2 separate regions of the Homo sapiens genome follow, and region 1 is linked to region 2. The links are chromatin loops, found by intact Hi-C in ENCODE. Cell type or tissue: PC-3. All regions are shown on one strand. Links, peaks and the distances in the headings refer to the core of each region. The heading gives the core; the rest is flanking DNA. Region 1 overlaps JAZF1 (JAZF zinc finger 1). Region 2 overlaps JAZF1 (JAZF zinc finger 1).

Region 1 (14,500 bases), core at 5,032-13,031, 47 kb before region 2:
TGTTATCTGTATTTTAACCTGTCAGCATCTTTGTTCAAGTAATTGAAAGTAGTGTGCTTTGAGTGACAGGATGCCCATGCAGTCAATGAAGTTCAAGAGAAAAATCAGAGTGTGAGATATGCCAAGATACATATATTCGTACCTGTAATTTAGCCTTTCCTAAATTAAAATGATGATCAGCTGCTGCTACAATAATGAAGCATCACAAACTATCCCAAAACTCAGTAGCTTTAGACAATAAGCATTAATGCTATCTGGTCTGCAGGGGCACTGTGGTTTGGCTGATTGAGGCTGGGTTCAGCTGGGTGGCTCTGTGTTAGGCTGCTGGTCAGCTAATCTGCTGTGGGTTGGGCTCACATCTGGTCACAGATGTTCCTTCTGGGAACCAGGCTGAAGGGGCAGCAGCTAGTAGGGACATGGTTTTCTCATGGTGGACTACTAGAGCTCAAGTGTCAAGCCAAACCACAGAAGCTTATTTAAGGCCTCTATTCACATCATGCACATAACATTCTTTTTGCCAAATTAAGTAATATGGCCAAGGCCAGAATTATTAGGTCAAGGAAGTATGTTTCTTTTGAGGAGGGAGAGCTGTGAGTGAACAGTAATCCAATCTATTATGGATGCATTTTATCAGAAATAGGAAGAGTCCAAAAGGATTTTGATGTTTAGTACAGAGATAAAAATTTTCTCCTAAAGTGACCACGGTACTCTTTAAACAGGAGGTTGCTGTCCCTACGACATCCCAGAGGGCTTGGGACGCATATGTTGTAACTCCCCATGGAGGAGTTAATAAGCATTTCAGGCAGGGAAATTGGGACTTGAAGGGGAGAAAAAGCAATTAAATGATTTCTCCTTGGCCACAAAGAATAGGGGAACCTGCTTGTTTGGTTAGGGATGACCCCTTTTTATTACAAGGTTCCTTAAGAACCTAAAGGCTTTAATTTGGGTTGCCCAGTCTTCTGTACTTGTGTTCTCAATTCCTGAGCTGCTTGGCCAGGCTGAGAAGGTTAAGGGATGCTTCCTGTGATGCCCTCCCCTAGCATAGAGAGCTTTAAGAATTTTGGGGTGCTTTGCCACTTGTTCCTGTGCCCCTTCTCTTCCCCAGTTCCAAGTCGATGTCATGGAGGATGGAAAAGGACAGCCCAGCCAGTTGGGAACCTCTTTTTCCCTTTCTCCCACTGTATATCACACCTTCTTGTGGCTGAGAGAGCTGTCTCTGATGTCAGTTGTCCCAGGTTCTGGTTGGACTGCTGTGTGACCTTGGGCAACTTACTAAGGTATGATTTTTCCATGTGCAAACTGAGGAATAGGATATTTGCCATATAAGGCTGATGTGTGAGGGGCACATGTTAAACATTTAATGACCATGAGCTGATAATGCTTTTGTTATTATCTGGTATAACAAGCACAACAGGCAGCATTCTATTATTGTTATTCCAGTATCTTCCTGTTTCTCCTCACTAAATTGTGGGCCTCCAGAAGACATGATCCATGGCTCTGCATCTCATCTGCAATGGCACTAAGTTTATGACGCAGGAACTTAAACTGATAGCCACTGAATCGTATTCAGATGTTTCCTCTACCATGAAGTCTTAAGCTCCAAGGACCAGATTAGATTATTCCTAAAAACAGATTTAGTCCTCCTTTTTTCACTTGCATATTTTGCCTGAAATAAAGACTCCTGAAGCCATAGGAATGTAAAGGCTTTGAGTTAGTTTCATGCTTTACCTTTCATCAGACGTTTTATACACCCAAGGAAGCCCCTGGTGTCTTTATATCAGAAGAGTTGCAAAAAGCATGGAGACTAATTTTCATGGTGTGTCTGCAAGACTTAAAGGGTATTTAAAGAATATATCCTTCTAATATTCTTCTAACACCTGTCCTTTTACTTGTCTGTCAGGTTGTGACCATGATCTTACCATTTAGCTTGTTGACAGGTATTGTAAATGTTTCAGCTTAAGTCACTGATCCCAAGGAGCGGTCACTCTAGGACAAAAAGTTCAGCTGTTGTAACAAATAGGCCCAACCTTACATGAACTAAAGGCTCAAGAAGTTTGTCTCTCTTTCACATAAGGTAGAAGCTGGATTCTCTGGGGCCTGAGGATGAAACTTTGTGTTCCTGTAGAGGGAAAGGAAAAGAGTATGGAGGAGTACACATACAATATGTATGGCCTAGGCTATTAGTGATAACTTCTTATTTCCACTTTTATTGCATTAGTGAGAACTTAATTGCATGGCTACATGGAACTGCAAAGGCACTGGGGCATGTATCCTCAGCATGGCCTAGCTATAATTCTATTACTGTAGAGGAAAGGAAGGCCTGATTTGGGTAGACAGTTAGCAAGTTCCTGCCTTGGACCAAATAAGTGAGCCTGCTGTTAAGAACTTTGCCTTTCCTTTGAATAGGTAACATATAGCCTAATGGTTTAATGGAGAGAGTAGATGGTTATAATGACAATTAATAGCAATTACAATTTATTGTGCTGCAACTAAGTACTAGGGACTACAAAACACAATTGAATGCATTTTCTCATTTGACCCTCTCGGAAAGGCTGCAAAGGAGGTACTATATATTATTTGGATTTTGTAGGCGAAGACACTGAGCCTTAAGGAGAGTAAGTAATCCCCTCAAGATCACACAGTCAGGCCTGCTTGACTCCAAAGCCTTCACCATACTGCCATGCGAATGGTGAGATTCTTGGGGAATAAAGGATAATCATATACTGCTTCTAAGTCTGGTTTTTATAGCTAGTTAGCAGCAAAGGCTGTCAGGGAAAGCAGTGGGTTCATTGGAAATATTCAAGCAGAGGCTGTATAACCATCTGGCAGGGAAGCCCCAGAGGGACTTATTGCTTTTCACTTTGCCATGGGGACCTCCATGATTCTCTGTGAAGATCACATGCAGTTTCTGAAAGTCACTCCTGACACTCATTCCTGTGACAGCAGCAAAGCCCCCATTAGCACATGTTCTGTACTTCCTTAATAACAAGGAGGCACCTGGTAACGTAGAGTGCAAGAGGGCCAGTAGTTGAAACTGGAGTTCTCTGTGACCTTGACTAGTCACTTCAACCTGTAGCCTCCATTTCTTGGGGAATAAAATGTGTGCTTTGGGCTTAATCACTGGTTTTCTAGGAGTGTTCTTGGGGCTCTAGGGTTTCTGTAGGACTTCCTAGTAGTTTTCATCCTCTACCTACAGGGCTTTTGAGTAGACTTTTTTTTTTTTTTTTTTTTTTTTAGATTAAAGGATTTTTCAAGTTAAAAAAAGTAAAAACCAAAAGGCTGGTTATAATGATAATGGCTAATATTTGTTGAATGCCTGAATTGTGCTACATATTATTATTGTTTCGACAGCCTTACATGAATTAATTCATCTATGGGGTGCATCTATTATTATTCCCAATTTACAAACGAGGAAGCTGAGCTACAGAGTGCTTAAATAATCTGTTCATTGTCACTTACTAGAACATAACCAGAGTTCAGACTTAGACGTTGAGATCCACAGCTACATTCTAATGCAGGAATGGATGATTTCTGAGGTTTCTTTCAGGTCAAAAAATGCTGTGGTTCTATACCTAATAGCTCAAGAACTTTTCTCTCCAACCAAACCAAAAACAAACTTCCAAATGATTTACTACCTCCTTCTTGACAATTAGAAGCTGAATGCAAGCCATAAAGGTCCATATCTTGCTGATAATTTTAGAAAGCCTGTAATCTTTTCATGATCACCTGATGCAGCATGAGGTACTGTCATGCTGAAGTTTCTGACTATGGAGCTGTTTCGATAAATATATCGTGACCTTCCTAAAACACAGCTGGTGGAGATCATAAGTGGGGCCACCTTCTGATGAGATGGTTTTGGTATGCAAGGAATGGCCTCCTGGGATGGAACTAAAACGATGTTTTGTGGCTGACAATGCTGCGAGGGCATCTGAGAATCTTAGAGTTTGCAGCAGAAGGAACCTTTGAGGACATCTCACCCAACAGCCTCCCTTCACAAAACAAGCCTCGCCTACCGTGTGCCAGGCCCTTCTGTAAGTGCTGGGGGTGCAGCCACAAGCAAAGCCCTTGCCCTCATGGAGCCTACATTCTAGATGGGGGACACAGGTAGACAACAAAGAAACAAAAGTATGTCATATTAGGTAGTGGTAAGGGCTGGAAAGAAAGGTAGAACAGGGTGAGGGGAGAGAGTGACAGCGGAGTTCTGCCTGGGTTATGCTATATTTGGGGTGTTTATGCAAATTCACGTTTCTCAACTCTTTTTTCACTATGTACCCCCATATCCTGGAGCCTTTTTTGACATTTTTTTCCTATTCCCATCCCTCCTCATGAGATTTTAATACCACAGATAAACTGTGCATCTGTTGATGTCCTATATGTAATCTGTGCTTTACACTTAGAGTGAGATTCCGTACCCCACCCAGAACCGATTTTCACCACCTGGAGGGCAGTATCACCCCATCATTCTGTTAAGTTCTGCTTTTTTGCTATTATAAGCAAATCAAACTCATGAAGTAGCCATTTTTAAACTATCACAATCTAACCTAAAACAACTTTTTAATTCAAAGCACTTTATTTCGTAATTATGGTTTCGCTTATAAGGGGTATCAGGGCTTGGGTGAATATTTTAAAAAATTGTTCAGGCACCAGGAGTGAAGTATGAGAATCTAGACTCCCCGTTTTTATGCAGTCTACAGTATAATAGGCTATGTGTACACCAGGAAGAATGAACTTTACTAGGTAAAACTGATTCTTCCTGCAGTTGGTAAGGAGGCTGAAGACTGCGACTGAAGCCCCATCTCCCAGTGCTGCAGCCTCCTCCTGGGCCTCCCTGCCTCTACTTTCTCCACCACCCTAGAGCTCGTCCTCCACAGCGGCAAGAGTGATCCTTCAAAATGTCAATCATGTCAAGCCACTGTGCTGACAAGGCTCTCCATTCCAACAAAAGAAAACCCAGACACCTTCCCAGGGCTTACGGTCTCAACACCTCCTGCCCACGCCCCCTCGAAGGTCCCACCTCCCGCCTTCCTCTCTGCTCCTGTGCTGCACCCACTCACGGTCCTCCTCTCCTGAGTTGGCCAGTGTTGTTCATGTCTCAAGATCTTTGCTCTTGTTTCTTCTGCTTGGGTTTCTCTTTAGATTTTAAAAAATTTGTTATATTAAAAATGAATTTAATTTTTAGAATAATTTTAGACTTACTGAAAAGTTGCAAAAGTAGTACAGGGAGTTCCCATCAACCCCACTCCCAGTTACTTCCCTGGGTTTTCCTATGAATATCCCCTCAGCATCTAAGTCTCATCTATTCGGAGGCTTTCTCTCTCCATGTCAGCTGAGTTAGGAGCCCACCTTCCTGCCTATTTTGCTATTGCATTACCCCGTTATGTCTTTTCATAAAACTTTCCTCTATCGAAATTGTCTTTATGTATTTGTTTGTTCAGCGTCTCTCTCCCCTCATCAGCTTGTGAGCTCCTTAAGGGCAGGGACTCAAAGCCAAGTGCACTGCAGTTCCCAGGGCCCAGGACAGTGGCTGGCACATAGGATGTTCTGACCTACTGACTGGCTTTCAGTCAGGGAAGGCTGGTCCAAGGCCTAAAGCCATGAGTGGAGAGCCAAAATGAGCAGCTCATTTTCTTGACATTCATTCAAATGCTCGACATCATTAAGCCCAGTCTATGTCCATATCAGATTGAATTCTCAATGGCAATCAAAGATAGGACTGCTTCTACAGAGGACCAGTCAGAAGTTATTTGGGTAAACTGATGGTGAGAGGACTTAGGCAAAAAAACTGGCTTTCCCAGAGTCACCCTATGAGACCCGCATCTTAGCCCCATGTATTGTTGCTCCTTTATATCTGAGAATTCTCTCCATCTCAGAGCTGTGCATTGCGTTGATGTGGGTGCTACCTTTATTCGGTTGTGGAAATAGGATCTAATTTGGGGCTTATGGGAATTGGAATTGCATTGGCTACTAGTAACAGACACCTGACACAGCAGCTTAAGTCAAGAATTCTGGAATTCACCTGTTGCTGTCTTCAGTGGTCCAGGATGTTTGTGCCAGCTGGAGTCTCTGCCGTTCTCTTCCCCTTTCGTTAGCACTCCTGATTTCTAGGCTTCCAGAAGGAAGGGCAGGAAGGCCAAAAGGGCTTACTGGAAAGCCCCACCAATAACTACTGCCTCCATTACGTTGGCTACCCCTCCTTGCCTTTTTATCTCCTGTCAGTCCCCTATGGACCATGGGTTTTGGGTGAGGCCCAGGCAGCATTAGGAAGTATCTCTCTCTCTCTCTCTCTCCCTCTCTCTCTCTCTCTCTGTGTGTGTGTGTGTGTGTTTGTGTGTGTGTGTGTGTGCGCGCGTGTTTTCAATGTGGTCTCCTTTCTCCCTAGGCCCAGAGTGCCTGCCCTCAACCAAGTTTTGAGAGGTCGAGAAGTATAATTCCCCCTGCAGGGCACATTGTGCAGGGTTCTGTTATGCAGAGATAAAGAGAGAATAGACATTGGGCAATCCCTGCTGCAGGAACCAACATGAGTGTTTATTCCTATCAGTTCTGCTACTTGAGAAACTTAGGAGGAGACCATGGGGAATTTAAGCTTACATCGGGGATTAAAAAAAAATAAAGGGGACTCTTCCATTCCTTAATTTTTTGTTCATTTTGAACAGTACTAAACTCAAACCGTGTCACACCAAAATGTGATTTTGTGTATGTAGGTGCATGAGTTAGCATTACATGCTAAGCTTCATTAACAGGGACCCTGAAATCAATTGTTTAAAAGAAGATAAAAGCTGTCTCTGTCACGAATGGAAGTAGACTGTGGTTCAGGGTGGATAGTATGTCTCCTCCACGAAGCTGTCTAAGGATGGGTTCCTTCTGTCTTGTGTCATCTTCCCATCGGGCAGGGGTTGGCAAATTGCTGCCCTTGGGACAGATTTGGCCTGTCTCCTGTTTTTGTACAGCCCGCATACTAAGAATAGCTTTTACATTTTTAAATGGTTGGAAAAAATGTGAAAATTATTTGCAACTCAGATTTCACGTCCATAAATAAAGTTTTATTGGAACACAGTCATACTCCTTATTTTTATACCGTCTGTGACTGCTTTTGTGCTGCAATGGCAGAGTTGAATAATTGTGATAGAGCTGATAGGGCCCACAAAGCCAAAAATATTCACTGTCTGGCTCTTTACAAAGGAACTTTGCCACCTTCTACTCTAGGCTGTGGTCCTGACTCAGTGCTTGAGGCCAGCCTCCTCTCACTTTGTCTGCTTATCAGCCTGTGGGAAGAGGGACTTAGTGGGCACACCTAGCTGTGGGGGTGCTGAGGAGATCAGTCTGCAGCTGGGCAGCCATTTGCCCAGCAGACACTCTGGAGGTTCTGCTATTAAAAGGAAGGAGAGAGGAGATTGAGTTACATTGAGCAGACCACCACAGGGGCTGTGTGCATGCACATGTATGTATGCTTTCAGAATCCACTGTGGTTGGTTGAAGGATATCGAAGGTCATCTTAATGGATATTGAAGACTGTCTTTATTTATACGTAGTATGGAGTCCGGTATAAACAAATATGGGAAATGTAGCATATGATGGAAGAGAAGGTATTTATCTGCCCTTTGATTCATGCATTCATTCAATGACTGTCTCATAAGAATGATTTCCCCCCTTGCTTGGTAGTGTTCTAGTTCTAGGATCTGAATTTAAATTTCTTGGTGACGTACTCTTGCTTATAGAGCAGTGGTCTCCAAGAGTGGTCTCTGGACAAGCAGCAGCAGTATTTTCTGGATTATTGTATTAGATGTGCAGATTCTCAACACTGTGTCCTCTTGCCCCACACCTACGAAATCAGAAACTATGGGGCTGAGACCCAGCAATTTGTGTTTCAACAAATTCCCAGGTAATTTCAATACACTCTTGGGAACCTCTGCTGTAGAAGATGTAGCGTTAATTCATAACTATAATGAGCGAATGGTCTTCTCTCTTCACTGAATGAACATTTTGTGCTTTCTGGGGAATCAACAAACATTTTCTCCACTTACCTAAACTTCTTATCAATAGTCTCTTGTACTCAGAAAATGTACACAAGTCAAAATAGACAAATCATATTTTGGCTCCACATTTATTCTAGCAGACAGTGGCAGACTCTGCCAAAGCCACGAAGTGACTCCCCATGCAATTGGCCAGGTGACCACCACCACCACACAGAGCAATCTCAGTCCTTGACTGGTTCCTCTGTGTGAAAAGGGGCCTCTACAGCCTTGACCCAGTGACTTTCAGATTCTGAGGAAAACAGACGCTTGATGCCTGTCCAAAGTAAACAGAGCCAAGAGAACCTTTCACAAGCCTGGTTAAGGATCGATGGTTCCACCCAAATGATTTAGATGATTTGGTGTTTAAGTATGTTGTTGCATAACTCTTGGCAGCCAGAGATACCAGTGTGCTGGAGTGAGTGGCAATTTGGATTGAATGAATAAGGTATCTATCAAGGGTGTATGTATATGTACATACCAGCTACTGTGATTTGGACATTACCTACATTAGCTTATGTAACCTCATAGACACCTTATCAGGTAGGTACCCTTATACCCTTAAGATAATTTTCCAGATCAAAAAGCAGAGGCATTGTGAGGTTAATTTGCACAAGATCATCTTCCCAGGAAGAAGCAGGGTTAGAATTTGGACCCAGGTATTTGGTTCCTATACTTCCCATGTGCGCGTGCACACACACACAGACACACACATACATTCTGTGCTGTCACAGCCTAGATGTGGTTGTTTCTCTTGGTCTCTTCTGCATGGGTCATTTCTTGTATGATAATTCTGAATTTAGGTGGAGGTTGTAGTTGCTGAATGGGCATGGGTGGCCAGGCCCTCCATACTGTGTTCAGTACCTTTGATGATTAACTCTGAAAGGGAAGAAAGGATTACTTAGTGCAGGCCAGAGAGCTGTAAAAGGTTCCTAAATTACTCATTTCCCCTCTGAATTTCTCCTCTTGCCTCGAAAACTAAAACACACTTTATAGGGGAAGAATGAAGACCGTATAACTCTGTGGCAGCACAGTTTGGTAATTAATGGACTTGTGCCTCTATCAGAAGAGTGATGTATTATTCCAGAGCCCTGTAGAATGAGTTAAACTGAGAGTGAATTATTTGGTTTGACTGATGTGTACAGTAACTGAAGATAGTTTATTAGTGGGCCAGGTTTTAATCTTCTCTCAAAATGAGTTCTCCTCATATTCTGCACAACTGCCCAGTCTCTTTCATGCCCTGAAATTGAGTAAAAGGAGAAGGTGCTAAAATGGTTGAAACAAGAAGTGAAACCTTCTGTTTCATCATATGTTCCAGAAAATATACAGTGTGTTTTTACTGCAGCCTCCTTTCCATCCCCCCTCCCAATCATTTTCATTAGTGACTGATGTGATTGCAGAGTGGTTTGGTGGGGAAAAGTACTTGCAACCAAATTTAGTAAACCGCAAGCCAATTTTATTTTTAGTTTTAGTGAGCAAGGGCAGATAGCAATTGCAAATATCTTACTGTATCTACTTCTAAGCTTTTACTTTTCTTTTTTTTTAATGTTTTGCCTTTTTCTCTCCCTAGTATGTTTTGTCTATTTTGAATATAATTGTTTTTAGGAGAAAAGGCCATTTTTTCCTTCTATCATTGAGAGCCCCCTTTTTTTTTCAATATTGTAGGCATCATCTTAGTAGGAAATAGAATATATTTATAATCAATGATGTTACAGAAATTTTGAAACTGAGAAATTAAGTACCATAATTAATAAAAGGTAGGAATAGGGAATCATAAATAATTATTTAGTATTAATTGTCAGCAGCAGCCTAAGGTTGCTCAGTGATAGATTAATAAGATCAAGCAGAAAAATAAAGGATCCCATTGGCCAGAGAATGTGAGTGGAATTCCTTTTTCACCTGTATGGCACAATGGTTGGCATTCAAGAGACATTCAGTAAATGTGGTTTGGTTAGTTAGTTGGTTGATTGTTGAATAAATGTTTGAGTCCTGCACTCACTCCAGAACATCAGACTATTGGATATGAGGTTAAGTTTGACCAGAGGATCTTGAAGAGGCTGTATAATGATCATATCTTAAGTACTAGAAGAGTCATTAGTGGTCTCAAACCCATCTGCTCTACCCATTGGAGACTTCTGTAGGGACCCTGACAGTGGCCCTCTGCCATGCTTGAACATTGTGATCACTAAGGGCTTATTTCACATCAGCTTATTTCAGGTCTATTCTGTTGCTGGACAGCTTAGATTATGGGATCAACTTGTGGGATTGTAGCAAAAGCTCATCTGCGCTTTGCAGATTCTTTCTTAAATAGTCATATAAGCCAGTTACCCTCATGGGTTGGGATGGGAGGGGGTCAGTCAAGGAGGACAGCAGTCCCCAAAACTTCGGGGAGGCTTTGTTAGGGGCCATCTTCATGTGTACCTCTTCATCCCATTATGAAAGTACCCAGGGACTGAGAATTCTTGGCATTTCCCAGTGTTCTCCCTGGATTTTTCATAGTGAAGTTTTGATAGGGACTTCTCTTAGAGTCTCATGATAATTGTTCCAGGGGGAGGGGGTAGAGGGGCAGGTAGGTGGAGGGCAGGAGAGGATACATGTTTTGCAAACAGTTCTGAGCTGCAGACATCCCAAAGCACCCCTAATAGAGGTATGGATTTCTGGGTATGGTGAGTGGTAACCCCACCGTGGTCATTGCCAGACCACATCAATTCTGATTGTCATATTCAATGAAATAAGTCTCTGTAGAAAGGCTATCAAGAAATGAAGGCTCTGGAAGCCATGAATGAGGAAGAGAAGAGGGACTGGTAATGCTTAGCTTGGTGAAGAGAACATAGTTCCAGATATGAGGAGGGCTGTCAAGAAAGAGGGAATAGGTTTGTTCAGTATGGCTGCAGAGAGTGAGACAGTTAGAATGGAGATGGCTATGGGATAGGTTTGCCTCAGGTAGAATTTCCTGGTATCGTCATCTAGAACTGAACAATCCTTTTTTTGTTTGGTTTTGTTTTGGTCTTTGCCTTTTTATTATAGTTGGGAAAAACCTGCAATCTGGTTATTAATGAAAATTTCCCCAATAGAAGTTACTCACTTTTTTGAATAATCATATTCTAAATATAGACTTTAGGAAAATAAATTTATAAAATACATTGTTGCTAATTTTTTTTTTTAGTGGAAGTGTGATGCTTTTTATCATTCGCAAAGAGCCTGATGCTTACATTTCATTAGTTTTATTTCAGCAAACATTTTCTGAGAGCCCACTTCCTGGCTGACAGTGTTAAGAACTGTATGCTCCAAGATGAGCAAACCAAGTAGTGTACCCTTGGAGAGTACTAGTGGCCCCACACTGCTCATAGGGCCATAGTGGAGGTGCTGATTCGAGGGAGAAATTATAATGAACTGGACATTGGTCTCTGGAAGTTGGAAATTACCTAGACTGCTCAACAAACCTTTTACATGATTTATAAATTTTAAAAATTCTCCCTAGAAACTAAGAAACTATATAATACGGCTTTGTGAAAATGCAACACCAATTTACACTGTTTTCAAAAACATGTAATCATAATAGTTATGAAAAAGTTGTAAAATTCAAATGTATTTCTGTGTATCTGTATTGGGTTATCTCTGTATCTTTCTTGTACTTTTTCCACTGCCATTTTTTGCAGTGTCCCCTTTTCAAACCTCCTACCTTCTTCCTTTTCCTGTCCTGTGTCAATAGACCTAGCTGAATTTCGCCTCTGCATAACTCATTCTTCAATCACTACTTTCTTATCTGTAATTCTTCATTAACTCGCTGTATTTACTTACTATTCTTGTATTTCCTGAGTCGAATTTTTAATTTTTATCTTTTTCTTTTACAAAGGAATAGTAAGTCAGGATTCATTTGTTATTACTTATATGGCCTTTGATTTTTCTTTTCCCTTTTCTGAGTCAATGGGAGATAGAAAAAACTAATCCAATGCCTGGCATAGATGAAGCATTGAGTATTAGAAGAAATGCAGTAGAGTTTGGGAGAGGAAAAGGTGTGCTCAGTAGCACAGTGGGGTAACTGGGAGATGGAGTGGGTCAGAGGGCCAGCTTACTTATACCCTGGCCAGGGAATTAGATTCAGGGTTTCATGAGTAGTAAGTCAAGCCTTTTGATTTATTCCAAATACAGGACTTTTAGGTATTCAGATGAATACTTGTGAAGTTGTTGAAGAGATGTAGCCAAATATGGGAAAATCGTATAGAGCAAAGTTTTAGCAACCCTGTCATGAAACCATGAAAGCTGATTCATTTCCTTTAAAAACCATCTATATCATTAGCTGACCTGTAGTAGTAGTTGTTGTTGTTTTATATAAGAGAACTTCTGATTCATCAACAGACCTAGCTAAATTTCCTCTGCATAGTGACATAATTAAGTCAAATCGAAACTCTCACATCATCATGTGAGGACGAAACTACGTAAAGACATGAAGCTGCTGGTTTGATTTGGGAAATCTAAAAATAAAATGCTAATGAGATAGATATACTAAAGTAGAAAGAAAAATAATTATTAAGTATATGTCAACATGAGCCACAATTCTTTTTTGTTTTTTCACTAGTAGAGTGAATTGTGGCAATTTATGACAATTGGATAATGCAGGTTTTTTAAAAACATTAGTTTTGACTCAAACTTTTAAAAATTAAAAGATTTTATCCTCTGTGTTTTTTTTTTGAGATGGAATTTCACTCTTTTTGTCCAGGCTGGAGTGCAATGGCATGATCTCGGCTCACTGCAACCTCCGCCTCCCGGGTTCAAGCCTCAGCCTCCCAAGTAGCTGGGATTACAGGCATGCGCCATCATGCCCGGCTAACTTTGTATTTTTTTAGTAGAGACAGGGTTTCACCATGTTGGTCAGGCTGGTCTCAAACTCCTGACCTCAAGTGATCCATCTGCCTTGGCCTCCCAAAGTGCTGGGATTACAGACATGAGCCACCGTGCCTGGCCTCATCCTTTGTTTTTGAAAGTATTGTAGAAAATATAGAAAATAAAGGAAAACATGAAAATAAATTATAGTACATTTATAAGACATAGAAAAGCATTTTTAAAATTCCCCCTCCAAGCCAGGTATGGTGGCTTATGCCTGTAATCCCAGCACTTTGGGAGGCCAAGGCGGGCAGATCACTTGTGGTCAGGAGTTTAAGACCAGCCTGGGCAACATGGTGAAACCTTGTCTGTACTAAAAATACAAAAAATTAGCCGAGTGTGGTGGCATGTGCCTGTAATCCCAGCTACTTGGGAGGCTGGGGCAGGAGAATCACTTGAACCCGGGAGGTGGAGGTTGCAGTGAGCTGAGATCGCACCACTGCACTCCAGCCTGGGCAACAGAGTGAAACTCCGTCTCAAAAAAAAAATATATATATATATATATCGAAAATCCCCCCTCCCAAGAGCTACTGCTGTTAACATTTGGATGCCTTTCCTTTCAGTCTTTATTTACATTATTAATTATTATGTATAATTTGTATTGTGCTTTTCCATTTGCCTTATAACTTAAAACTTTTTCACTTCTAGTTACAAATTCTTCATGCATGAAATTTTTAATGGCGTTACCTATCGAATGAGCACATTTTTATCTAAAATACTTGATGACTATACTTCACATGCTGCCTGCAGACACTTAAATGACTGGTGGAGTTTTGGACCTCAAGAGCCAGTCTCCTTCAGTTGTCAGGCCATCAGCATGGGCCTGGAGGCGAAGTGGCCTGTAGCATGAGAAGCAGGTGGACACACAGGCTTCCCTTCAGACCCCACCTGAGTGCTTCCTAATGTCTCCCCCGTGTGAGGCTTGGGCAAGTTGTGTGGCCTCTTAGGAGAGGAAAGCCCCTTCCTGTGCCCTGTAGTCATCATGCCCAAATGTGCAGACCAGGGCTGGCCCCATGACAGTGTTCCCACCGGTCCTCATGCAATGAGAAAAAAACATAGACACGCTGTCATGACTGTTTCTTCAAGTTAGATACGGCGGCATTTGTGGCCTTTATTCGAAGGTGATGCCTTTTGATGAATGTGTGCACTAAACTGTTGTTTCTTTTACAAAATGAAGATAATGATAGTCAATATCTTTGTTTTCTGGACTCTTCCATGGGCATTACTTTTCTTTCATGGCCTGCTTTGTGAAATCCAAAAGTCTGGAAGCAATTCTTTTGCAGGCCATCTGTGCCAAATTATTGGCAATTCCCTGAGTCCTCCCAGCACATCTTTGCTCACCCTGTTTCTACTTCCTTGAATGCCCACCTTTGACAAGATGACAGATTCTGTCAAAATTCCCTGAAGCAGTACCCTGCCCCCCGAAGCTTTCTGGACCTGCCTCCCCACCGGGCAAGATGATCCTGTCCTCCTTATAGTAACACTCATTTCAGTTACTCAGTCCTCTGACTGCCTCCCCTAGAAAGTTCCTGAAGGAAATGGAATCCTCTTCAGAAAACCTATCTTCAAAGAAGCCAGGTAATGTTTGTCAGGGTGCTCCTGGCAAG
Region 2 (16,562 bases), core at 3,796-11,795:
AACTCTTCATACGTTGATATGGAAAGACCTCCAAGATATGTTATTAAATGGAAAAAAAACCCCACCAAAGTATAGAACCATATATAGTATGCTCCCTTTGATGTAGAAAGGAGACAAAATATGAGTCTGTAGTCATATCTGCTTGAATCCACATGAAGAAACATTGAAAGGATAAATGAAAGGAGTTCAATAAAAGTGGTTACTTTTAGTGGGTAGGTGGGGGATAGCATGGATAAGGATGTGGTGAGCAGGAAGAGGCAGGGGGCAATACTCTTCATTGTGTACTCTGTTGTATTATTTTTATATTTGAAGCCTGTAAAGTATTACCTATTCAAAACAAAAAATAAGTTACATGTCTTTACAGTTGTATTTCAGTGCCAATTCAACATATGTCCAAGGGCCAGAAATAACCTTCCTAGAGCTTTTATCATTTCTTGTTGGTACTGTTGACTACAGCCTCCTAAGTGGGTCTTGTATTAGCTGTAGTGGTTTATCTACAGTTGTGCTGTCCGTTATGGTAGTCACTGGCCACATCTGGCTTTTGAGCACTTGAAATGTGGCTAGTCTAAATTGAGATGTGCTGCACTGTGCCTGATTTAGAAGACTTAGTATGAAAAAAAGAATGTAAGCTATCTCATTTATAATTTTAAAACTCTTGATTACATGGTGAAAGATAGTAGTTTGTGTTTGAGGGGTTAAACCATATTATTAAATTAATTTCACTTGTCTTTTCTTACCTTAAATGTGGCTGCTAGGAAATTTAAAATTACATATGTGGCTTGGCCCTGTGGTTGGCATTTTACTTCTTTTGTGCAGCCCTGATGTAGCCTCCTATCCACAGTCAGCATGTCTGCCAGAATTACTTAAAAACAACAACAGAACCTACATGTGTCATTTCACTGCTTTAAAACCTCTTGCCTCCTACATGCCTACAGAGACCCTTTGTAAATAGTCTCTGAGATCCTTCCTTTAACCCATTCCCCTTCCCTGCACATACAAACGCTGCTTCTCTTTACTCCCTGGACTGCAGGCCTCTTGATAAATTTGAGTCTCTGAACACACTGTTCTTTCTGTTTGGAATGTCCTTTCACCCCCATTTTGTTGCCCAGAAAATTCCTACTCATCTATAAGCCCCGTTCACGTGGCACCTTTTTTGATGAGGCATCCCTAGTTCCCCTGTCCCATTTTCTTATAGCATCTAGTAGACCTCTGTGTTCTCACACTCATCCTCAGTACCACGGTTGTCCCCTGAAAGGTGTTGTGTCCCTCACCAGACTGGGAGCACCTCAAGGGCAGAACCCATGTCATGTTCCTTTTTGTATTTCCAGACCTGAAACTGCCAGTAAATAAACCCTAAAAGTAGAAAGAAAAAAAAAAAAACCTAAAAAGAAGTTGGTTGTATTTGGTTGACAGTACACCATGCCCAGTTTGCCTTGATGATGCTTCTGTTTGTCTAATCTATATATTGAGGAAAGCAGGCTCCAACCTGTCAGCCTTCCTTGATTAAGAATAGGCCTCTTTGGAGTGTTCTAGCTTTGAACAAGCCAGCCTCCCTGCAAGCAGAAGATTACAAACTGCAGAGATGTCAGTAGCACCAAACCCGCAGTGAGTTCTAGTTTTCAGGGCTGTGTTCAGACTGGAAGATGGGAATTATCTGTGTTCTGTTCAGAGAGCAGAATTCTCCAGGCTGGCCAGGTGCCTGCGTTTGCAGAAGGTAAAGGTAGCAGGTGGTTGCCAGAAGGTGAAAGCATCAGTGGAGCATGGCCAGCTCCAAGGAGGCAGTGAGCTGGAATAATGAAGTTCTCCACAGTCTGGTCTGTGGGATCTTACTTCGGTTACCAACTCCGTGGAAAGTTATTCTTGCTTGTTAATATTCCCATTGTCCTTCTCTTCTGTTGTGTTAAGCTTTTGTTCTAAAAAGAAATGAAGAATAATAAACAATACCCAAACTATGTGGAGTAAAGATTTTTGGAAGGAAAAATTAGAATTTTGCAAGAAACTTCTCTCTTTAGCAAAGTAAACTGAAAGGGCCTGTGTTTACCCTCCAAGATTTTAGAAGCATTATTGCCATTGTTCAGAATCTACTTATTTCATATATAGAGATCCGGATATTTTCATCAGGTAAAGCTTCCTGTGCAGCTCTCATAATCAGCTGAATGAGGAGCTCTTTCTTTAGCAAAATTTTGAGAGCTAGTAGTGTAGTAGAAAGTACAGTACCTTCAGTGGCTAGAAAAACCAGTCTGAACCTAGGACTGTCACTACGTAGTGGTGTGGACTTCGCAAGCTACTTCACATCTTTAAGCCCTCATTATTGAGTAAAATGAGGCTTAAACACATCCTAAGTTATAGGCATTACAAGAGGTGAATGAATGCAGGGGCCTAGCACTGTGCCTGGTCCATAGTAGGTTTTGGTAAATAGGAGTTATAGCTCCGATATGAATACAGATTTTCTTCTGCAGGTATCTGGTGTTGAATAACCAGGTGAGAACGCCCAAGGTCAGAGAGGAGTATGTCCTTTCGTAGTGGGCAGACTGTGGTGAGTGAGTGCTCCTCAGCAGCAGTGTTAGTAACTGTTCTTCAGAGCCTCACCACTAGCCCAGGGAGAGAGGACAGGAGCAGCTGGGTAAAGGAGTCGGGACACGTGGGTTGGAGAACTGGCTTTGCCATTAGTTAGTCCCATGAGGATTCACTCTGCCTCCTTGGTCCTGTTTGTAAAACGAGGCTGGCGATCATTTCCATCTCTAAATACTGTAGTCTGTCGCCATAAAGCAACAGAATTGGGCCCCCAGAAGTTACACTGCCTTGTTTGTAGGATACCGATTCAACAGGCCGGACTCTGAGAACGAACCTGGATGTTGCACAACAAGGCTGTGTCATCTCTGAATGCCCTGAACTGGAGGCGGGTTCCCATTTCCCCTTCGAGATTATGTCCAGAGGCGCAGGTCATCTTTCCAGGCTCCATTCCCCTTGTTCTGCTTTCATATTCTCCTGAGCTTGACCTGGTTCAGTTTCTCCCTGGAGAGGCTCACTATTTTTTCTGGGGTTGAGATCCTCGTCATTCTTTTGACAAGAGATACAGAATCATCATTTTTAAGAGGAAGTTTATCAGCAGGCTGTTTTTAAAAGTGAGTTTTGTGCTTGATACAAATTTTTATGATGTTTGCTTTCTCTTAAGCACTCGAGGTCTGTACGGTCAGCCTTCTTTGCCTCATTTGCTCCCCTTCCTCCCCTGCCTCCCATCTTATTTGACTGCTAACCTGGGCGGGCCCACCATTCATTCTTGTTTGAGACAGATGAACACAGTACTTTGTATGCCTTATGACCAGATAATTCAAGCTGACAGTAATCAAGTTTGGGGCTAATTATCATTAAAAGGTAATTTCATTGCTGCCCATAATTGATCTTATCTTAAACCAATTGTAGCATTTCTTTTGTCACATGATTTAAAAATTTAAAAAAAAATGCTTTTGGCAATAAACTTTTGAAAACAGATTTTCTACACTCAGTTCTTTTTAAAACCAACTTTACAAACTTTAAGTGTGCTCTTATTAATGTGATTTGTCTGCTTTGTAATATTGCATATTCAAAATAAAAAGAAAATGGAGACAGTTCATCACTGAAATGGATGTTACAAAATCAGCATCTGGTTTGAATAATGAGTCTTCTGGTCCAAGTTTTGCTTCAGTGAATGAAACTAATGAAACTGGCCTCCATTGTTATGTCAGTGACTTCACCTCCACTAACTTTTGGTTTCTTTCCGTTGCCAATTTGGAGGCCACTAAGGTTTCTTCAGAAAGTTCTTTCCTAGTGGTATTTGTTCTAAGTAACTCTGGGACAGCCAAGTATCTGTCACCAGCAGGGGAGAGGCGAAGACACCTCATGATCATAAAATCATAGGTTTGGGACGTTTCAAGTATCCTTTGCCACCAGTCAAGCTCTGGAAACAAAAGCAAAGTGAAAAAACAGCTCTAGAGTTGGAACGATTAAAAATTAGATGTTGGTATAGCACCATAATACTACACAATTCTAGGTCAGGCATATAGACAGCTGTCCCAAGTCTTGTTTCTTCCTTGAACTCTGATGCTTGCAGAAATATGGTTGTACCTGGGAAATGATCACCCTGGCTGCAAGGCACAGAGCCACCCTACTTCTCCTGCTGGTAACACATACACACATGCACATGCATGCATGCTGCATGCACACACACACCCCTGGGAAGTCTCCTGAAGGTAAATACACTGTTGTTGTTATTAGGTTTTCTGATCCATAGGTATCTATGCTAATAATAAGTAACAATATCCTCTAATACTTACAGAGCACTTTTTGATTCATCATTTGATTTGGCCTTCAGAAAACCACTTTAAGATGAATAGCATAGATTTTATTATCCGCCTTTTACTGAGGAACCTCCTCAAAGAAGCATTGTGACTTATTCAAAGACATAGCTATCATGTGATAGAAAGCGATGATATTTTATAAAGGCCTAGTTTTATATTTTACCATAAAACTGAAGGAAAATCCTTTATTGCATGTTCTTCCTCAATAAAAAGCTCACCAAATGAATTAATAAACAAACACATAAATAAAATGTAACAAAACCCTAATAAATAAAACAGAACCCTAAAGAGAAATGTCTTCAGTGGTCAGAAAGTAGAAACATGGAAGCAAATGAATATTTTCTGTTTGTTACTTCTGTGCCTATAACCAGATGTGGCAAGGATGCAGGCAAGCCTACGGTAGATTTGCAATAAGTATTTATTTAACTTAACTGGATTAGCATTACTTTGCTAAGTAGGAAAACAACAGACTATCCCTTTATCTATGAATACTTTGATACTCGGGTTGTATCAAGCATAAAATAGACCAAGATTTTCTATGAATTCCTTACTTTTCTTCAGCCAGATCTAGTTGTCTACTGTAGCAGAGTCCTCAGGAAACTCAAAGCCAGAAAATCAGGGTCGTTTGTCCATCTTGTTGACCAGATTGCAAGCATTTTCCCCCACCCTAGTTTTTAATTTTAAATGTATTACCAGTGGTAGTTTTTACTGCTATCTTTACAAAAATAAGAGGCGAACAAAACTTTTGGATGGAATTAGAAGTCCCTCCCAGGCAAGGCTCCCAGGTTGCGAGTGTGATTTTAGGTGACTGAGATATCATGCTACCCTGTGGCCAGCCATGTGGGCACATCACCACGTCTTAGTCTTCAGGACACTGAGGCAGAAAGCACCGTCCCATTCACACCTTGGTAACTGAACTCTAACATCTCAGCCTGAGAATCCTGGATTTTTTGCTTATTTGTTTTTAAACTAACTTTTCTTTTCCTTTCCTTTCCTTTCCTTTTCCTTTCCTTTCCTTTCCTTTTCCTTTCCTTTTCCTTTTCCTTTTCCTTTTCCTTTTCCCTTTCCCTTTTCCTTTCCCTTTCCTTTTCCTTTTCCTTTTCCTTTCCTTTTCCTTTTCCTTTTCCTTTCCTTTTCCTTTCCTTTCCTTTCCTTTCCTTTCCTTTCCTTTCCTTTCCTTTCCTTTCCTTTTTCTCTCTCTCTTTTTTCTTTTTTTGATGGAGTCTCACTCTGTCGCCCAGGCTGGAGTGCAATGGCGTGATCTCGGCTCACTACAACCTCTGCCTCCCAGGTTCAAGTGATTCTCCTCCCGCAGCCTCCCAAGTAACTGAGATTACAGGCACACACCACCACACCCAGCTAATTTTTGTATTTTTATCAGAAATGGGGTTTCACTGTGTTGGCCAGGCTGGTCTCGAACTCCTGACCTCAGGTGATCTGCCCACCTTGGCCTCCCAAAGTGCTGGGATTACAGGTGTGAGCCACCATGCCCGGCCTAAACTTTCTAATTATAATTCTTTTCAGTTGATTCTTTTCCTCTTGACCAGTCTTTTAAAATTTTAACTCTTCAGGAGTCAAATGAATGTTTTCCTTTTTATTGATAAATGTGTGTGACGTGCAACTGTTCCTTAAAAAAATATCTAGTGTAGTTTGTAATGTAACCTTTGCAGCTTCATTCTGAGTTCTTTTCTGACAACTTCTCGTTGGATACTACTACTTTTTTAAATTCACTTAGGCTGTTTAGGATTCAAGTCTTCATATGCCCATCTCTTTTGGCTTGGCTGATTCTCTCTTCAGTTGTTGGCCCTGTTTGGCCTTCGGGAGATGAGGCAAGGTGAGTGCCCTCCATCCCCGCAGTCTCTCATGGCTAATACTGAACAGGGGTTGGCAGAGTGGGTGATGGAAGGACCATTATTTAGCAGCCTATTGACAGAGTGAGTCCCAGTTCAGCCATTCACTAGCTCTATTATCTAGGACTAGTTAATTTGTACAAACCTTAGTTTCCTTGTGTGTAAAATGAGTTAAGTAATAGCCATTTCACAGTGTTGAGGATGGATTGAGATGGTATAATTGGAAGTGCTTTACAGTATTCAGTGCTATTGTTATTACAGATGTTTTTTTCCTGGGCAGGTGGTTGATATACCTTGAGAGAGCGTTTATGGGTTATCAGATGAAATATGTAGGCATGCGGCGTATCAGTTACCTGAATAAGGAAGAGGATAGGCTGGTTTTTAAATTATTATTTTTTTAAATTTCAATTTTATTTTTCCCCGCTTTATTGAGGTATCACTGATGAATTAAAAGTGAATATATTTACCATATACAATGTGATGTTTTGATATATGTCGACATTGTGGAATGATTACCAGAAACCAGCTAATTAACTGACCCATCACCTCACATAGTTATCTTTGTGTGTGTGGTGAAAACATTGAAGACCAGCCCTCTCACCAGCTTTCAAGTATGTAAAACAGTATTGTTAACGATAGTTACTGTGCTATTAATTACATCCCCAGAATTATTCATCTTATAACTGGAAGTTTATATCCTTTAGCTAATGGCTTCCTATTCCTCCTCCAGCCATCCACCCCCAGCCCCTGGCAACCACCATTCTAATTCTACCCTCTGTTTCTATGAGTTCGACTTTCTTAGTTCCCACATATAAGTGAGATCATACAGTACTTGTCTTTCTGTGTCTGACTTTTTCATTTAGAATAATGCCCTCAAGGTTCATTCATGTTATTGCAAATGGCAGTTTCCTTTTTTTATGACTGAATAATTTCCATTGTGTATGAATACCACAATTTTTAAAATCTGTTTATCCATCGATGGACACTTAGGTTGTTTCCATGGCTTAGCTATTGAGAATAATGCGTCAGTGAACACAGGAGTGCAGGTATCTCTTTGAGATACTGATTTTTTGTTCTTTGGGCATCTATCCAGAAGTGGGGTTGCTGGATCACACAGTAGTTCTGTTTTTAATATTTTGAGGCACCTTCGTACTGTTTTTTCCATAGTGGCTATACCAGTTTACATTCCTGCCAACAGTGCACAAGGGTTTCATTTTCTCCACAGAGGACAGGCCCTCCTTGATCAGGCTGCCTCATGGGATGATCAGATCCGTAAGAAACTGAGCAAGTGAATGTTAGAGGAGCAGAGAGAACTGGCAGGGAAGAGTAAAGACAACATGAGTTGTTTTGATTATAGAGAGATGAGCTTGGAAACCAAGGGCAGGGGCTATCCTGCCACCAAAATGTAATAATAGGAGCACCATGACGAGGCTCCTCATTTGAAACTAGGATGCCAGTGACCTTGGGGACTGAATGAATTTGGCATTGCTGGAAGGGTAAGCATGAAGAGAGGTTGGAAGGTTAATCCAATCGGGGCATTAACTGGGCCTGGATATGACTGTCTCGACTAGGAAAATGTAATGCCAAGTCCAGTGCCTGGCAGAGCAAGGGCTGAGGAAATACTTGTTGAGTGACTCAGTGGGTACAATAAAGATAGTGCAGAGAACCAGTTGCAGAATTGAGGTTGTGTTGTCACACTGCCATCTGGAAAAGCCTGTCCTCTGAAGAAGAGAGTTACTGCATCCCACCCCCCAGGTCTGATCAGTGGGCCTCTGGGACCTGGGAGCTCATTGTTTTAGCCGTGATGGAGCAAATGCCTTCTGAGCTCAGGGAAGTGAGGCGTGCCTGGGTGTGGTGCTGGATCCTAAGCCTTTACGCTTATGTCTCTGGTTTCATTTGTAGGCCACCATTTATTTTGGTTTTAATAAGTCATCTCTGTGAAAATGCTTTAGGTCCATCGTAGGGTCTGTAAAGTGGAACTCCGTATGCATTCTCTGGCAGTAAACTACATTAGATATGTGTGTCTAACAACGGAAATGGTGTCTCTGTGTATTCTTTCCTTTGAACCACTATTGAATGGCATTTTGTTCTGATAATGTTGTAACCTGTGAGGTCCTTATGTCCTCATTTTGTGTATGTGCCTTGGGTTGACTACGTTCACTTAATTTTGCCTTGTTTCTGTTGGTCTGCCATGGTGGCCTCTGGCTTAGATAGCTACAGTGTAATTTTTGGCTTGAGAAGTTGAAGCCCATGGAGACACTAGATTCCTATATTCCTGGCTGTTTCATGCTGTATGTCATGAAACACATCTCCAGTTTAGGTTTCATCAATTTGGAGGGAGAAGCACAGTGAGTACAGATACTGAGAACATTCTCAGCGCCCCAAAGCACTTTAGTAAAGTACATCTGATACCAAGGTGTTCCTGGTTGTATTCTCCACAGGTGACTTGCCTCAGCTACTATATGGGCTCACATTTCTGTAGTAGGTCATGGTTTTTGAAATACACAAAAGTGCTTCAAGAGACTGGTTGTAAAACTCTGCCCATGATGAGAAATACCTTCAAGATACTTCACTCACTAAGTGCTGGAAACGTACTCTAGTGGGATGTTTGTGGATTGGTTGGTGTTTGAGGGACAAATATAAAGCACACCTGTAAAACTGGGAGAATCAGGTGGCAGATTAATTCGATGTTGGCAGCTTGAGTCATCAAAGCTTAGATGCTTCTGCTGCAATTAGGAATTTGTAGTCACTTTGTTCCCTCTTCCAGAAATAAAGAACCGAGGTATAATTTACATAATTTTCCTGAACTCAAAATCTGTGAGGAACCAAGGCAGTCCTGTAACTAACTCTCAGATTCCTCCAGTTCCAGCCTTGTGCTAGCCCACTAGACCATGGGGCCTGCATGGAAGATGAAAGTGTAAAAGTCTGAACCTGTGTTTCCTAAGTCAGTGGAATGCTGTGTCTCTTGCTTATATATATAGTACAGTATTTCCTATCGGGGTGCATGGTGCTCACAGCTGAAAGGAGTATTTATATGCAGCCTTCAGAGGTATGCTTGGTATGAAAACCGTAAGTGATCTGCCTCACTGGTTTGTTTAAAATTCTCAAGCATATTGCTATCCTAACATAGCTTTTATTCACTGCATCTCCTTTGCAGTGGAGGGAAATGACCATATGGTGAATGAAAAATATACTGGACTTGATCCCCATAGCAAGAAAGGCCTATAATGTTTATGTTAGAAGGTGATCCTGTGTTTCTTCTGCTTGGCAGAAGGCTTGGGTGTATAATGAGGTATTAACACGTGTCAGATCCTGTGTCTCCCTAGAACTCGCTGTTGTCTTGTAACACTTGAGTTCTATTTATTGAAATGATGACATGTGGTAATTGGGACGTTGCTGCTCAGCAAGCCAGGTGCATGTCTGCGTCAGAGGTTGTTGGGAGAGTGGCTATTGGAACATTAACTCCAGATTTCCTGACTTTTGTGTGATGAAAATATCAACCCCAATGTGGAGTTAAACCAATACCAAAAGCAAGTGAAAAGAAAAACCATTGCTCTTCGGAAGGAAAAATGCCACATCAACAATACTAGGGGATTTATTTGTAATCCTTTGGTCTGATATGGATTCATTTATTTTCTCTAGTTTTACTATCATAAATAAAGCATTTTAAACGCTGAAATAACCTGTAAGACAGCATTCACAGTGAAGGTTATTCTTGTTACCTACTGAAAACCTCCACATGTGCTTGGATTGGATCCTAGCAGAACCGATCGTGAGCTTGCCAGTGTGTCATCCTTAAAACAGTTTCCCATGCTACCTCATTTTTCTTGGGAATATGTTGTTATTCCTGGAAGAGAGTCCAAATGCAAAATAGCTTTTTGTTTGTTTGGTTTACTTTTAATGAAGAAAGAAGCCACGGTTGATGAGGATGAGATGCTGTGTGCTCATCGAGTCACTTTGATAAAGTGAGAAATGAAAGCTTTTTCTGTAGCCGCTTGTATAATTCTTTCTGATAGACTCTTCCTCTTGCGTCTGTGGTAACACAGACTCAATGCAATGAGATGAGAGGAGCAAGTCAAGCTTGGTATGTTGCTGACAGGCAAAATCTTACAATTAAGCTGATTAAGTCTTAAATCGGTCAGTTTCCCACTTTGATATTAGGGTATTTAACAGGATATAATTTTATAAGTTGCTTCTTTCTAAAGGAGCCTTAGGGTGTGACGAAGGAAATCCTTTTGTCAAACTAAAAGGTGAACTCAGTGCAGCTGCCTTCCTATCAACTCTGCGCATTCCTGAAATAGGGCAGGCATTGCTGCTGGGCTCAAGTGTCCCAAGGTGCAGTTTTATCCACTCGAAAACCGTTATGTGTTCAGCTCAATTAGATTAATTACCTTCCTCACCAGGAGTCACAATGCTTTGCAGTTTATCTGCGGTAACTAAATGTTAGTTTTGTAAGTAAAAGGTACTGTTATTGACCTCGAAAGGGCTATAGTTCCTTTGAACTTACAGAGAAGAGTTCCAAACAACTATTTCTAACCAAGATGGAATATGGGTCAGCAAAATTGTCTTCAGGTAGAGTTTTCTACTTGCCAAGAGACTTTGGCATTGAGAGGAGAGTTCTTGTTTGTTTTTTTTAACTCTGTATCATTTCTGTTTGGTGTCTCTAAAAAAAAATCCGGACATGTCATAACCTAACATGCAGTTTTCTGTATCTCCTAGAGTTACTGGCATATTTTAAATACTCTTGGTTTCCAGATGAAGATCTCTGAGCTGAACCCAAGCTATTGTCTATTGAGAGGTCACACAGAAATCCACCTCGGGTGAGACATGGTTGTTTCATGAGGGCTAAGCAAAAGTCAAGGGCAGAGTCTTCTACCCTGAGCTGCCTTAGGTTAAGTGGTATACTATTTCTGATGCACAGTAAAGAAAGAATAGGCACTGTTTGCACTCTTCGGTGATGACGTTTAATCTTTTAATCTCCCCTTATTCTTCCCCATGGGAAGACAAAAATGGGAAGATTCAGATAATTATTTGTAGGGTTGGACATTGAGTGGGTCTGCGAACCTAATACGTTCCAGAATCCTAATGTTGTAGGAATTCTCAGTTACCAACCTTGGTACTGAAATAAATAAAGTAGGAGGGAGGTGGAGAATCACAGGTCAAGCATGAATAAGGCCACATCTGGCAGAACTGGGACATATCTTCAATACAACAGTGATAATAGTAACACTATCCACATGTTTATCTAAGTGACAAATTATTAAGTAGTTACATTTACATTCCTTATTTTGTGGGCTTCTTATGTAACTCAGACATGTAAGGGCAGGTTGTTAAATCCTATTTGTTTATTCAGTAAACATTTATTGAGTGCCTAGTATTTGCCAGGCCCTGTCCTAGGTACAAAGGATACAATTGGGAACAAAACAATAAAGAAATCCTGTTTTTGTGGAATTTATGTGTTAGCTGTAGGGAGACAGACCACAAATAAATGAAGTGAGTGAAACAAAAGTTATGTTGGGAAATGAAACTGCCATGGAGAAAAGTAAGATAAGGAAAGTGGAGAGGGGGAGTGTGGGGTTGTCACAGTACTACCTAGGGTGGCTGGGGAGTCGCCCCAGGGAGAAGACATTTGAGTAATGACCTGCAGGAAGTGGGAAGGTGGCCAGCTGGGAGAACAGCATTCCAAGTAGAGGGAACAGCTCGGACTGGGGCCCTGAGGTGGGAGCCTGCCCGGTGTGCTGGAGGAACTGCAGGGAGGCCAGTGGGGCTGGAGTGAGTGAGAAAGAGGGCAGGGGGAGATAAGGTCGTGGTGGGCACCCACGTAGGCCAGTTTGCGCTTTTGAGGCATTTACTCTCTGGGAGATGGGGAGCCAGTGGCCCTTGAGAAGAGGAGGACAGGATGGATGAATGGGTGCTTTCATAGTGTGACTCTGGCTGCAGTGTCTCGAGTAGACTGGAGGGGACAAGGGTGGAAGCAGGGAGACTGATTAAGAGGGGATTGCAATAGTCCAGTAACAAGATAACCAGTGGTCCTGGTCCAGGTGGTAGTTGTGAAGGTGGTGGGAAGTGGTAGAGTTCTGGGTAGATTTTAGAGATAAGGTCAACAGGTTTGGTTTAGGTATGAGAGAAAGAAAGAAACCAAGGATGACTCCAGAGTGGTTGACCTGAACAACTGGAAGGATTTGGTTGGCATTCGCTAAGATGAGGGTGACTGGCTGGAGGAAGTTTTGGAGGAAGATGGAAATCAGGATCTCTGTTTTGGCCAGGTTAAGTTTGCGATGCCTGTTGGATGCCAAATGATAATCTTCAGTGGGCAATTAAAAAAAAATATTTTAGAGATGGATCTTGCTCTGCTTCCCATGCTGGAGTGCAGTGGCTTTTCAGAGGCGCGATCATAGTACACTACAGCCTCAAACCCCTGGCCGGCCTCAAGGGATCCTCCCACCTCAGCCACCTAAGTAGCCAGAACTATAGGTAAATACCACCATGCCCAGCATCCAGTGGGCAATTTTTGATATTCACTTCTGGAGTTCAGGAGAGAGGTCAGGACTGAAGATAGGCATTTGGGAATGGTGGGCATTAAAACAATAGACTGGATGAGATCCGGGAACCAGTAAAGGAGACCAAGAAGGAGGGACCACCGAGGTGGAAGGAAAAGCCAGGAGGGAGTGACCTGGAAGCCAAGGCAGAGTGTTCCAAGGAGAAGGGACTGGTCATCCCTAGCAAGTGTTGCCACTGGGGCAAAAATGGTTACATCAATCGGTCGTAAGCTGAGGCCCAAGATGAGTGACTCACCGAGGGCTGTGGCTGGGGAAGAGCTGAGTTAGGGCTCAAGGTCAAGTTCACTTTCTCTCTGCCATGAGAGTCCTCTGGCTGTGCTTGACCTTTGAGTGCTGTTTTATGTCATCGTGTTCTTTTGCATTGGAGGTGGTATTGTGTTTGTACTAGTTCTGATATTTTAGCAGCAGTATCTTATGATTTTGTTTTTCAGTATGTATGAAAATTTTGATTTCTCATATTTTTATATAACTATGGAGTGTATGCTCACTATAGAAAAATTAGAAAAACAGAGAAGCAAAAGGAAAGACAAAGCTGTTGATTGTAGTTAAACCACTCAGAACCTACCATGTTTACAAATCAGTATATGTCCTTTCAGACTTTTTTTCAACCACATATGCAGACATTTTTTTTCAAAAAATGAATTTGTGCTAAATATTATATACCCCTTTTCACCAACTATGTATAATAAGTATACATTGTTGTATTTTTTTCTCAGATAGTGCCTGGATATTTATGATATGGTTTGCAAGGTCATGGTGATAAGAAATAACCTAGGGACTGCCAATGAGAACAAGCCCAGAAATCAGAGAGTGATACTTATGGGAATCGTTTCTATTCACAGAGCCTTAAGCATGCTCTGGGCGCTATCGCCAGGCATTTTATTCACAATATGTCTTTTAATTCTCACAATAGTCCTGTGAGGTGTAGCTGTTACTGTTTCCACTTTTGTAGCAAATGCCCTAAGAGATAAAGACATTTGCTTGTGGTTACCTTGCAGCAAATGTTGGAGCAGGGATGGATTTGGTCCATCTCTTATCTCTTTCTGTGTTTCAGATTTGAGCCCAGGCTAAGCTGTCCCTCCAGCTGCCTGCCTCTGCATTGTCCCTTGGGGGTGCTGGGCAATCAGGGTGGTGGCACAGGCTGGGAGGGGTTGTTGGTGCCCTGCCTCCCACTCAGGGTGGTACCACTCCCCAGTTCTGCCACTGAGACATGTCTGATGAGGCACCATTTATTCCTCTGTGGTTCATAAGACAACGTGTAGAAAATTAGCATTTTATCCCTCTAGCTGTATTCTGTTAAAAATATATCTAAAAGCATCCCATGCCGTATTGATCCCTTTTGAGCTAAGAAAAAAAAATGGCATTTCCGTCAAGCAGTTAAATTGTATTTGTTTTTGTTTATTTGTTTGTTTGTTTTCTTTACAGATTCTCAAGTACACCAAGCGCACACTTAAAATGGGCTTACATTTTATTTTATTTTGTTTTTGAAACTGAGTTTTGCTCTATCACCCAGACTGGAGTGCAGCGGCAGGATCACAGCTCACTGCAGCCTCAACCTCCTGGGCTCAAGCAATCCTCCCTCCACAGCCTCCCAAGTAGCTGGGACTACAGGTGTGCATTACCATGCCAGGCTTTTTTTTTTTTTTTTTTTTTAATATAGAAATGAGTCTCATTATGCTGTCCAGTCTGCTCTCAAACTTCTGGCCTCAAGCAGTCCTCTACCTCAACCTCTCAAAGTGCTAGAATTACAGGCATGAGCCACCATGACTGGCCAAAACTGTAAATGTGTCAGAATCTTCTGTGATTCCCTTTCAGCCCTTCTTGGGCACCCTAGTCTTCTTAGATATTCTTACAGTAGAATCAATATATAACATAATATACGTAATAATATATAACACGTTGTATAACTGTGTGTCTGTGATGGAGGTGTGTTTAATATGTGGTATACAGCAAGAGCTAAAACATTGAAAAGCTGTAGTGGCAGAAATATCAGATTGATTGTGTTTGAAGTCACAGTTGTGGTATTATTTACAAAATTAATGTGGCACGATGAGGATAAAAAAAGGGTTCCACCTGTATTTCCAATGCCTCTATTGTTATCTGGAATGCTGAAGGAATGCTTATGTCATTAAGTCACTAAATATGCTTCAAAGCAGTTCTGAAAATGTAAACTTCATAAAAATCACTATGATATTTTTATCTTTTTAGGTGCTTAGATGACATGATCTATAAATAATTCCTATCACCAGCTCACTGTTAGATGGAGAATTTATTCTTTATCCAGAGTGGATGAGTGCTGCCTAAAGTTTTGTTTTGTTTTTTCCAGTTTTTAACCCAATACAAAATACAGTGTAGATGCACAGATGCCTCAAACCTATTTCTTGGTGGCCCCATGACCACCTACCACAGACTTGGTCCAGCTATTCTTTGGATTCTTCTTTTCCAGACACACCTTTGCTTCTCAGAATTTCAGCACATTTTTAAAGCAGTGCATATGGATGGTGGTCTTGTGATTCTGTTTTCTTTTCCTTTCTTATACTTCTTTAAGTTTGAGTCTAGAGTGATCAGAATGTGAAGGCACTTCTGTGATGGGTTAAGTTAAACTGAGCCATTTTGTAGGACACTAATCATGTTGCTCATAGAGCCTTAACTTACAGGACTGTAAATTAAACTTGCAGAATCACGCTTAGCATTGAGAAGTTGTCTGAGATATAATTCCATCCATCTGAAAGTACCTCTTCCTGCTGGTAAATGGAGACCTCCTCATTTAATAGGGATTATATCTTGTTATTATTATATATATATGTATATATATATGCTCTACCTGAACAATCAGTAGTTTGAAAAATAAAACTTTTTTGATTTGGATTTGCAGTGATTTACTTTATACAAGTTTTAGGCGAGCTCAGAGAGATGCTAATCTAAAACCCAGAGTTCATGTAAGGATTGTGGTTTATAGAAATGCTCTTATGTATTGGTTTAGTAATCCTGGTTTATAGTTTATTTTGAACTTGATTTATGAACAGAAGTATTACTCTCATTTATTAAGGCTGATGGGTTTCTCTCCCCACCCTCTCTTCAGAACTTTCTGCTTTGTCCTTTCTAATAAATTTGGGAGTGTGGAACACACTGTCCATGATTCTTCCTTCCAACATTAGATTTTAGACTAATTAACAGAAGAAAGCAAGCATCTTTCAAAAACTTGACTTTAAGTACTTGGGTATATATAATCAGGACCATTAAAAAGAACACGATGTTTAGTGCATCTCTCTTCTCTTAGTGAGCACAGAAACTTCTCTTGGCTGTTTCCAGTGTTGAGGCAGGCCAAGTATAGCTCCAAGCACTGAAATCTTGGAGACTAAAAGGCCATATCTTTTTGTAGGAAAGTGAGGACCCCTTCTTGTTCATCAGTTCTGTTTTTGTCACTGGTTAGCTTTTAAAAATATGTTTAAAAGGCCAGGCGCGGTGGATCGTGCCTGTAATCCCAGCACTTTGGGAGGCTGAGGCAGGCAGATCACCTGAGGTCGGGAGTTTGAGACCAGCCTGACCAACATGGAGAAATCCCGTCTGTATTAAAAATGTAAAATTAGCAAGGCATGGTGGTGCATGCCTGTAATCCCAGCTACTTGGGAGGCTGAGGCAGGAGAAATGCTTGAACCTGGGAGGTGGAGGTTGCGGTGAGTCGAGATCGCTCCATTGCATTCCAGCCTGGGCAACAAGAGCGAAACTCTGTCTCAAAAGAAAAAAAGAGTTAAAAGGCTGTTCCATCTTGCATACTCCTCTCCCCCATGTTGGTGAGATTCCAAAGTGTAGAA

Evidence for each region. A loop is a pair of places that touch in the nucleus more often than their neighbours do. Peaks named below come from ENCODE experiments on the same cell type or tissue, not always from the same donor. Only the 100,000 strongest peaks of a DNase experiment are listed, where the experiment ranks them.
Region 1: a loop joins it to region 2, with 2.4 times the contacts of the local background. A loop is called at or near these places in 4 of 110 quality-filtered maps.

The regions. Positions count from the first base shown.
Region 1 is chr7:28,149,993-28,164,492 of GRCh38, reverse strand. The region is part of intron 1 of JAZF1 (JAZF zinc finger 1); the gene reads left to right. Among named protein-coding and RNA genes, the nearest start is that of JAZF1-AS1, 23 kb to the left of the region's middle. In PC-3, for the core only: no CTCF peak of the experiment used is centred there; a DNase peak (open chromatin) is centred at 8,342; H3K27ac peaks cover 1,900 bases.
Region 2 is chr7:28,099,415-28,115,976 of GRCh38, reverse strand. All of the region lies in intron 1 of JAZF1 (JAZF zinc finger 1), which reads left to right. Among named protein-coding and RNA genes, the nearest start is that of JAZF1-AS1, 73 kb to the left of the region's middle. In PC-3, for the core only: no CTCF peak of the experiment used is centred there; a DNase peak (open chromatin) is centred at 7,836; H3K27ac peaks cover 764 bases.